Regions from separate parts of the Homo sapiens genome. Here region 2 is linked to region 1. The links are chromatin loops, found by intact Hi-C in ENCODE. Cell type or tissue: B cell. All regions are shown on one strand. Links, peaks and the distances in the headings refer to the core of each region. The heading gives the core; the rest is flanking DNA. Region 1 overlaps ADARB2 (adenosine deaminase RNA specific B2 (inactive)). Region 2 overlaps ADARB2 (adenosine deaminase RNA specific B2 (inactive)).

Region 1 (4,389 bases), core at 156-4,155:
ATTTACTGGTGTAAGAGAGTCCCACATTTAAAATGCAAGAGGAGTGAACGTCACTGGAATTGAGATAGATGAAGTACATGTAACTGGTTTAGGGTTGGAAGAGGAAAGAAGAGAGAACACGCGAATCTCTGTTCTAAGTCTCCCACTCAGACCTCCCACACAGACCTCTGTGCTCTCAGTGCTCATTGTGTGTGAGAATTATCTGCAAGAACTCTAGAAAGTCGTGGAGCCCTGGGCCCCACCAGAGAGGCTCATCAGCTGCACGCGTGGGTGCCGTGGGAGCCCGGATGCTGGGGAGGCCGGATTTCAGCCCTGCTCCCCTTGGCCAAGGCCTTGGATAGCAAACCTGGAAAGTCAAACCAAATCCATCTACGACTGGGTGAGACTCAGGTGAAGGGTTGTCAAGTTATCTGGTGATTCTGATGCAGCATTAGGGTTGGGAACCCCAGTAACATTTAAATTACTTGAGCTCTTCAGTTGCAAGTTATTGAAAACAAGTGAAAACAAAAAGACTAAATAAACATTCTCCACACACACACTCACACTTCTCGTAAACAGAATTTGGCAAGATAAGCTCTTGCTGGTCTGGGAGCTGGACTTCTTTATAGCTCTTGAGGGGAAGGAGAGGAGGTGCCTGCTGCTGAGTGGAGACCCTGTGGGCTCACCCATGCCCTGCCCTGACCTGCTCCCGGCCCTGGGTTGTGGGCGAAGCTATAGCCTCACACTTCATTTTGGGCCAAGGGTTAGGTGGGGTAAATAAAGGTCATGGAACATGACTTGGGATATCTGACTTATTCCTAAAGTGTAGTTGGAATAAAGCAGGAAGAAAAGAATATAGACATTTGGGAACGGACATGGTTTAGGGAAAAAGTTTAGGTATTACAAAATGTGCAAAAAGATGTTTGTTTTGCAATTTATGTTTTCAGGCTGGTGTGAACTAAATACAGATTGACAGCTCTGAAGAACCAAGAGTGGTCAGAAAAACAAAAGTGTGGTGGTAGCTCTTCACCTACTGGGAGTTAAAAACACGTGCCGCGGGTGTGAGGAGAGCTTGGCATGATTCCACAGAGGAGGAAGAAAAAAGGAAACAAACAAACAAACAAACAGATGAAAGGGAATTTGTTGAATTTACAATGAATTAGAGTCTTTCCATTGTACTAATTTAAAAGTTAATATATCAGCTTCAAATTTTTCATAAATTGTGGTAATTTCCAAGAAGGTCATCTACATGTTTCTTGGTTTGCTTTGAGAAAGCACTCAATATAAAGAATCCATTCCATTACTTTTTATGTATTAAAATCTCTCTTAAGCATCTGACTATTTCATAATTTATAAGCTAGTGTAGACTTTTGAGGCAAGCATTTTCTTTGAAAAGATACAGACATTATCTCAGATTTGGCAAAGAAAAAAAAAAAGGATGTACAAACATCCTACAGTTGGCACTGCCTTTTAAAGCACATCCAAAAATGACCCACAGCAAAGTGACAATGGTAATATTTGCTCACATCACATGAGCAGGTCTGAGTAGCCAATGACCTGTGTCTGGGTTGCTGGTGTGATGTATTACAGTTTCTACAATTTGCTGCAGGCAGAAATCTTAATTAAGGCCTTTCCTAAAGAGTGACCTTCAGGGAGGGCATTACTGAATTGGTGTGAAAATAGACAAGTGGCCAAATTGCCCTGGTGGGACGGTGGAGAACTTGGATATCTCTCTCCCACCAAAGAATGGGCTGTGCTGGATATAGGCCAGGCTGCAGGATCAATGATCAATGATCAATGAGCCCTGCACCCCATGAAATAGCCTAACACTGGGGAGACGTGAAAGGGAGGACTTTTCTTTTTGGCGAATGCACGTCCGCTCCTCACACTGGAATATTCTGCATCTCCCTGCATGCATGTCTTCTCTGTGAATTCTGGGCCTGCGCGAGTCTGAGAAGAGCAATGCTCCCTAACAGCATACGTGTATCTGTGTTTCCTCGGGGGAAAACGCTCGCATATCTGCGGTCCTTGACGATATCGTCTGACAGGTTTTAGAAGGAGATGGTTTCTTCTTGGTCAGCAAACCAGGATGAGATGGGAACACATTCCGATCTGATCAGGGAGACCTTATACAGTGTTTGCCCTCCTTTTTGAGAGAAATTGGAAGGCATCCTCCACTAAGGTGAAGATGGATTGTGCAGCTTCAGGGGGCACAGGCTCCTGGCCGGGTGCCAGCAAGCGCGACTGCGCACCTCGGATCAGTGAGGCTTGCTTCTGCCAGATTTCTCGCGGCTGTGTGAAGTATTGCAGCCAAATGTCTCTCAATTTGCTCATTTCTTGGCCAAAGTTACTCCCTGATACTTAAACTCTAAGACATTGATCAACTTCTCATGCACTTGTGGAGGCCCACGGATGCATCTGACCTTCCCTTTCAGCAAGGCGTGACCGTGCCTCTCTGGGAGCTTCTGCACCGGATGCACCTGACCTTCCCTTTCAGCAAGGCGTGACAGTGCCTCTCTGGGAGCTTCTGCACCGGATGCACCTGACCTTCCCTTTCAGCAAGGCGTGACCGTGCCTTTCTGGGAGCTTCTGCAATCAGGGCAGTGGATCTACCCAAGTCGTCTGGTCACAGTTCTCAGTATCCTCTGATCTAACATTTTCCTGTGAGTCCAGAGGAACAAATACCTTCACAGCCGCCACTTAATGTGTTGCCCATTAGTAGCGGATCCGCAAGTCTCGAGCTTTCTGTTTGCATTAGCGGAAGAAAAACAACAAAGTCAATCTCAGAGTTTTTTAAACCACTGGGAAAACTATAAAGATGGCAAATGCTTTTGAGTAACAATTATTAGGCAGAAGACACCACGGTTATTTCAACCTGCCTGGTCTTTAGGTAAGACGAACTCTGAACTTCTCAAACCAGCACTTTCTGAAGCCTAGAAGAAGAATATGTAAGGAAGAAGAGACTCCAACACAATTGTATACAAGAAATGCTGGATGAGGGATCCTAATAATTAGCATATTAGGATCAAACACTCTTGGGTGTCTCTCTTGGGTGAAATATCTGGTGAGCCTGAATGAGAGGGGGTCAAAATACTGTGGGATATTTAAATTAAAATGTCTCCATACACCACATACTTTCATATCATGAGGGTCTGTCTAGGCAAGCTGCTGCTACAGGTGCACGGACAACAAAGACCTCAGCCTTGCAGCTGACTGACAATTTTGTGATAAACAGAAGCACACGTTAGCTGTCAGGTAAGTGAGCCTGTGCAAGATGCTGTCATCAGAGAATACATGAAAAACCAGGAGGCCCAGGAGAAGAAGCAACACTAACAACGGCCTAGGAGAAGAAGCAAGCCTAACGCCAGCCCCTTTAGTGGAAGGCTTCACCCAGGACTTGCCTTGGGAACTTGCCCTGGAGGAAGAGTAGGATTCCACCACTCAGAAAGGCAATAATGGGATGATAATAGCAGGCAATAGTATACTATAGATTATATGGAAATAATAATTAAGAATAGTAGGTTAAATGTTAAGATAACCTTATATCTGAAAGCACTTAACTGTTTACAAGGTAAGTTCCAATATATTAATTCAAATGACCACTGAAAAAATCCTCTGAGGTTTCTTTTACTACTGCTTTTAATTTTTATTTTAATTTAATTTTGTTTTTCTGAGACAGAGTCTCGCTCTGTGGCCCAGGCTGGAGTGCAGTGAGACAATCAGGGCTTACTGCAACCTCTGCCTCCTGGGTTCAAATGATTCTCCTGCCTCAGCTTCCCCAGTAGCTGGGATTACAGGTGTGTGCCATCCTGCCCAGCTAATTTTTGTATTTTTAGTAGAGATGGGGTTTCTCCATGTTGTCCAGGCTGGTCTTGAACTCCTGACCTCAAGTGATCTGCTCTCTTTGGCTTCCCAAAGTGCTGGAATCACCCGCCTGAGCCAAGACAGCCAGCCTGCTATTGTTTTTTTAAATAAGCCGTTAAATGGCTCACCCAAGACAATATACACATGAAAGTAAGAATCCAGAGCTGAACTTGGTTCTCTGTTTCCAAGGACCATACCCCAGTTGTCTCATGAACTACATACGTCAGCAGATAGGATGCCATGTCTAAGCCTTACAGGATTACCATGCTGAAGGAAGAGGACCTTGAAGTCCACATCATGGCAGGTGCTTCATATCTCTTAGGAACAATGAAAAAGTAACTGGCCAGAGGAAATGCCTTCTGCAGTCCTCACAATTTTATAATTTCTTTTTGTTTATGTATTTATTTAATTGTTATTATTTTTTAAGAGACAGACTCTTGCTCTGTGGCCCAGGTTGAAGGGCAGTGGCATGATCATGGCTCACACAAGCCTCAACCAGGCTTAAGCAATCCTCCCACCTCAGCCTCCCAAGTAGTTGGGATTACA
Region 2 (4,389 bases), core at 193-4,192, 89 kb after region 1:
TGATCGTGGAGAATAATGGGTCTTAAAGATGCCAAAGCAGCACATTTCATAGCAGAGACATGGGAGAAAAGTAAGCAGATGGGCATGCAGCACTCAGCACCAGCACTGCCGGGTCAGAGGGGCCCTGGAGCCCCTTCCTGTTTGCACACACTGGAGACACATGCGTGCAGACGCTGCTCTGAGGGGCTCTGTGCACAGCCACCCTCTCTCTCCCTCAGTCCTCAGCCTCCTCCCCACCTGCTCCTGCGCCTCTCTGGCCCTGGGGTGGAGGAGGGTGGGAGGTTCAGCTGGGGGACTCTGTGGGATCCCCCTGTGGTCAAGCTCCATGGTTTCCAGATGGGGTCACAGAGACCGAGAGAGCCTGGCGGTTTGGCTCTGGCCTTGGGGCAGTGCCAGGGTCGTTTCTGAATCAGCTCAACCCAGTCCACCTGCATCCCTCCTCCACTGCACATTGCTCAGGAAACCCTTCCTGTCAGAGAGCCCATGAAGCCCCTCAAGTCAGAGAGGGGCACCTATAGCTGCAGAGCACAAAGCGCATGGGAGGGGTACTCCGGGGCCATGGGAGGGGGCTCAGGGTCACTAAAGGGAAGTTCAGGATCCATGGGAGGGGGCCCAGGGCCACTCGGCGGGGGGGTCAGGGTCACAGGAGGGGGCCCAGGGTCACAGGAGGGGGCTCAGGGCCACGGGAGGGGGCTCAGAGTCACAGGAGGGGGCCCAGGGTCACAAGAGGGGGGTCCACGGTCACAGGAGGGGGGTTCAGGGTCACAGGACAGGTCTCAGGGTCACTGGAGGAGCTCAGGGTCACAGGACAGGTCTCAGGGTCACAGGAGGTGGCTTAGGGTCACTGTAGGGCTCAGGGTCAAAGGAGGGGGCTCAGGATCACTGGAGGGGCTCAGGGTCACAGGATGGGTCTCAGGGTCACAGGATGGGTCTCAGGGTCACAGGAAGTGGCTTAGGGTCACAGGAGGGGGCTCAGAGTCACAGGAGGGGGCTCAGGATCACTGGAGGGGCTCAGGGGCCATTGCAGGAGGGCTCTCCCTGCTGGACTTCCTGCAAATACGGTAGCAGCAGTTCATGCTATGGTTCTGTGGTGCTGGCAGGAGCCGAGAGGACTGAGGGTCCCGTGAACTGCAGGTGGGACCCCAGGGATAAGCAGTGCTAGGTCTGTGTCTCCATCCAGCGATCTTCGGTCTCAAGTGGGTGAGGGGCACTGTGCAACCCCCGTTTGGAGACAGGTGATCATCAGTCTGTAGTGAGCGGAGGGGCGCTGTGCACCCTCCAGTTGGAGATGGAGCAGCTGTGTTTCCTGAAGCTTTGAGCCCTGAAACCCACATCCCCAGGGTCTCTCAAGGAAAGGCCCTTGGGGACAATGGCTGCAAAACACATTGAAGGTGGAGGATGAGGAGGGGCGTGTGGACTTCGTCAAGTGCGATTCAGTCTGCTGTGTGGCCCTGGGGCAGCAGCTGCTTGCCCTCTCCAAGCCTCAGTTCCCCTTCTGGTCTTGGAGGCAGTGAGGTGTCTCCAAGGGGCTGGGGCTGGGTGACAGCGGGCCTCAGGCTCTGGGTAGGTTGCTGGCCCGGGGAGGCTCAGCAGGTGCAGTGGTTGCTGTCCCCTTGGGTTCCCATGGCTGATTGAACAGATTCAGTGCAGTTCTCACGAAGGACCCTCCAACTTTCTCCACCTTGTAGAGCCCTAGGCCTGGGGTGGCTCAGACACAGCAAGGAAAGAAGCCCAGGTGCGCTCTGGTGTAAGGCCATCCAGAAGCTGCAGTGATACCCTCATGCACACAGGTGGTGGGTGGAAAGAAGCTCAGGTGCATCCTGGTGCAAAGCTGTCCCGGAAACTGCAGTAATACCCTCATGCACACAGAAGGTGGATGGAAAGAAGCTCAGGTGCATCCTGGTGTAAGGCCATCCAGAAGCTGCAGTGATACCCTCATGCACACAGGAGGTGGATGGAAAGAAGCTCAGGTGCATCCTGGTGTAAGGCCATCCAGAAGCTGCAGTGATACCCTCATGCACACAGAAGGTGGATGTTGTTTATTGAAATTAGAATCTGATCAGGTCTCCTTTATTTGGTCTGGTGACTCTATCCAAAAGCAGTGGGGCTTGTCCCCAGACTAGCACTGACGTCATTGAGACCAGGGCCTCCGACCAGGGCTGGCAGCTGTGAACGTGCCAGGCTGTACGAAGGCCTTGTGGCTGTGGCTGGTGAGGGTGGTGCCCAGGGGACGGTGGGAAAGGACGGTGGGTGGAGCGAATGTGCAGCCCCACCATCCCTGCCGCACACGACACACAGGGAGCAGCCCAATGTGCTGCATGTGAGCTGTGTCCCCCAAAGTCCCATGCTGAAGCCCTAACCCCCAGGACATCAGACGGTGACTGTATTTGGAGATCGGGATCTTCAAACAGGTAATTAAGATAAAATGAGATCATTAGGATGGGCACAAATCCGATCTGCCTGGTGTCCTTATAAAAAGAGGAGATGAGGACACAGACACAACCAGAGGGACAACCCTGTGAGGACACAGGGAGAAGACAGTGGCTGCAAGCCATGAAGAGAAGCCTTAGGCAGAGCCAGCCCTGTGGACACGCTGATCTCAGACTCCAGCCTCCAGGACTGTGGAAGCAGGAAAGTCAGTTGCTCCAGCCACCCCATCTGCGGGGCTTCTTTCAGCAGACCCAGCAAAGCAAGGCGGTGTGTGCTGTATATCATTTATACCTCTTCACCACCCCATAGGATGGAAATTTGAACGAGGTGAACTTAAGGGGTTCCCAGCACTTCCCGCAGCGGAACAGATGGCACGTGCAGAGGCAGGAGGGCCAGGCAGCAAAAAAGAGCAGGTGACAAAGCATGAAGTCACACTCATCCCTGTTTTGAATACACATTTAAAAATATTGCGTTACTAAAATTTTCTTATTTTTCTTTAATGAGTTCATGTTAATTGTGACATTTTTAAATTAAAAATATAAACAACTTAGTTTCATTTTATCACTGCAAGCGACTTTGAAACCTGCGTGAGGCTTTATTTCTAGGACAGACTTGAGCTTGAACAAGTCACTGGCAGTAGTGAGCTGGGAGCTGTGCTGGTGCAAAGGCAGCCCCGCCTGTGAGTGCTCGGCTTCCTGGGGCCCTTGGCGTGGGTCTGGAGGCTCCCCTGGCAGCCGTGGGTGCTGTCGGGCCGGGTACCCAAATCCTTGGCTGAACCACTGTTCTCCATGAGCTCACACTGTGTACCATGTTACCCCAAACACACACACACACAGAGAGAAGTGTGTGCACACACATGCTCATGCACACTCACACAGACTCAGGCACACATTCACGCCGCACACAGGTACCTATGTTTATACACACAGGTACTCGTTTACAGACATGTCCCCCCCATATATGCACACACACGCATATACACACACCTACAAACACCACCAGCACCCACAGGCCCACACTCATGCATTCTCCCTGGGGCCCTGGGAGAGCTTCCCCATGCGCCTGGTGAGGCTGGGCGCTGGGGTCTGGGGTGGGACACAGAGGAAGGATGCCGCAGCCAGGGGCAGAGGTGGGCAGGGACCAGCAAGCCTGGCCCATCAGGGCAGGAGGCAGGTGGATAGCGAGCGGGATGGATCAGGATACCACGAGGTGGGAGAGCCCCAGGTGCCCACACTGCCTCAGTTTACCCTGCCTTCCAGCTCTGATAGGCTGGCATCCTCCTAGCACACCGCTTTATATCAAGTACTTAGAGTCAGGCAGGTGAAGATGCTCAGCGGTCACAGACCTGTCATCTGGGAATGTCGGTCACCTGTTCGAGGGCAAATACACTGTTTCCCATGAGGCTTAGAGCCCTGGCAAAACCACACAATGAATAGAAGGCACAATTTACATCCTCCTACGATTGCCTGCGTTAGACTCAGCCACATGGTTATGTGTGCCGCTGAATCATGTAATTTCTGCATTTTTTAAAGAAAGATGAAAATGGAGAAATTATAGTATGCACATAACAGCAAGTTAATCATCAGTTGGTCGGAATCAAGAGAATTGTTGACTATGATTTGAGAGATTGTGACTCAGCTGTAAAGAGTACATGAGGAAACAGGCGCTCAATGAAAGCGATCCCTTTCTGATTTGACAGTCAAGGGGTGGAAGGGACTCTAAAATACTCTCCAGTGAGGCAGCATGTCACAGACACAGAGCATCTCACTTTTCTAAGTGAAGCAGAAATACTTCCTAAAAAATAAAATAAAGACTCCAAATCTGAGCTAGTTGATTTAAATATGCTAGTTTATCATGTGAGAAAGAGGAAGGACGAACTTCTCAACAGAAGGCGAATTCCTTGGCCCCAACTGACACCTCTGAGGTTACCGCTGGTGACTTCTCATCCCAAACCCTCAT

Evidence for each region. Peaks named below come from ENCODE experiments on the same cell type or tissue, not always from the same donor. Only the 100,000 strongest peaks of a DNase experiment are listed, where the experiment ranks them.
Region 2: it touches region 1 in a loop (10-fold over the local background); 1 of 110 quality-filtered maps calls a loop at or near these places.

Annotation. Positions count from the first base shown.
Region 1 is chr10:1,486,822-1,491,210 of GRCh38, forward strand. The region is part of intron 1 of ADARB2 (adenosine deaminase RNA specific B2 (inactive)); the gene reads right to left. Among named protein-coding and RNA genes, the nearest start is that of ADARB2-AS1, 38 kb to the right of the region's middle. RefSeq lists an enhancer at 2,258-2,307 and a silencer at 2,450-2,616. In B cell, for the core only: a CTCF peak has its summit at 2,169; DNase peaks (open chromatin) are centred at 2,470 and 3,184; H3K4me3 peaks cover 359 bases; H3K27ac peaks cover 1,031 bases.
Region 2 is chr10:1,575,413-1,579,801 of GRCh38, forward strand. All of the region lies in intron 1 of ADARB2 (adenosine deaminase RNA specific B2 (inactive)), which reads right to left. Among named protein-coding and RNA genes, the nearest start is that of ADARB2-AS1, 51 kb to the left of the region's middle. In B cell, for the core only: no CTCF peak of the experiment used is centred there; a DNase peak (open chromatin) is centred at 2,159; H3K27me3 peaks cover 343 bases.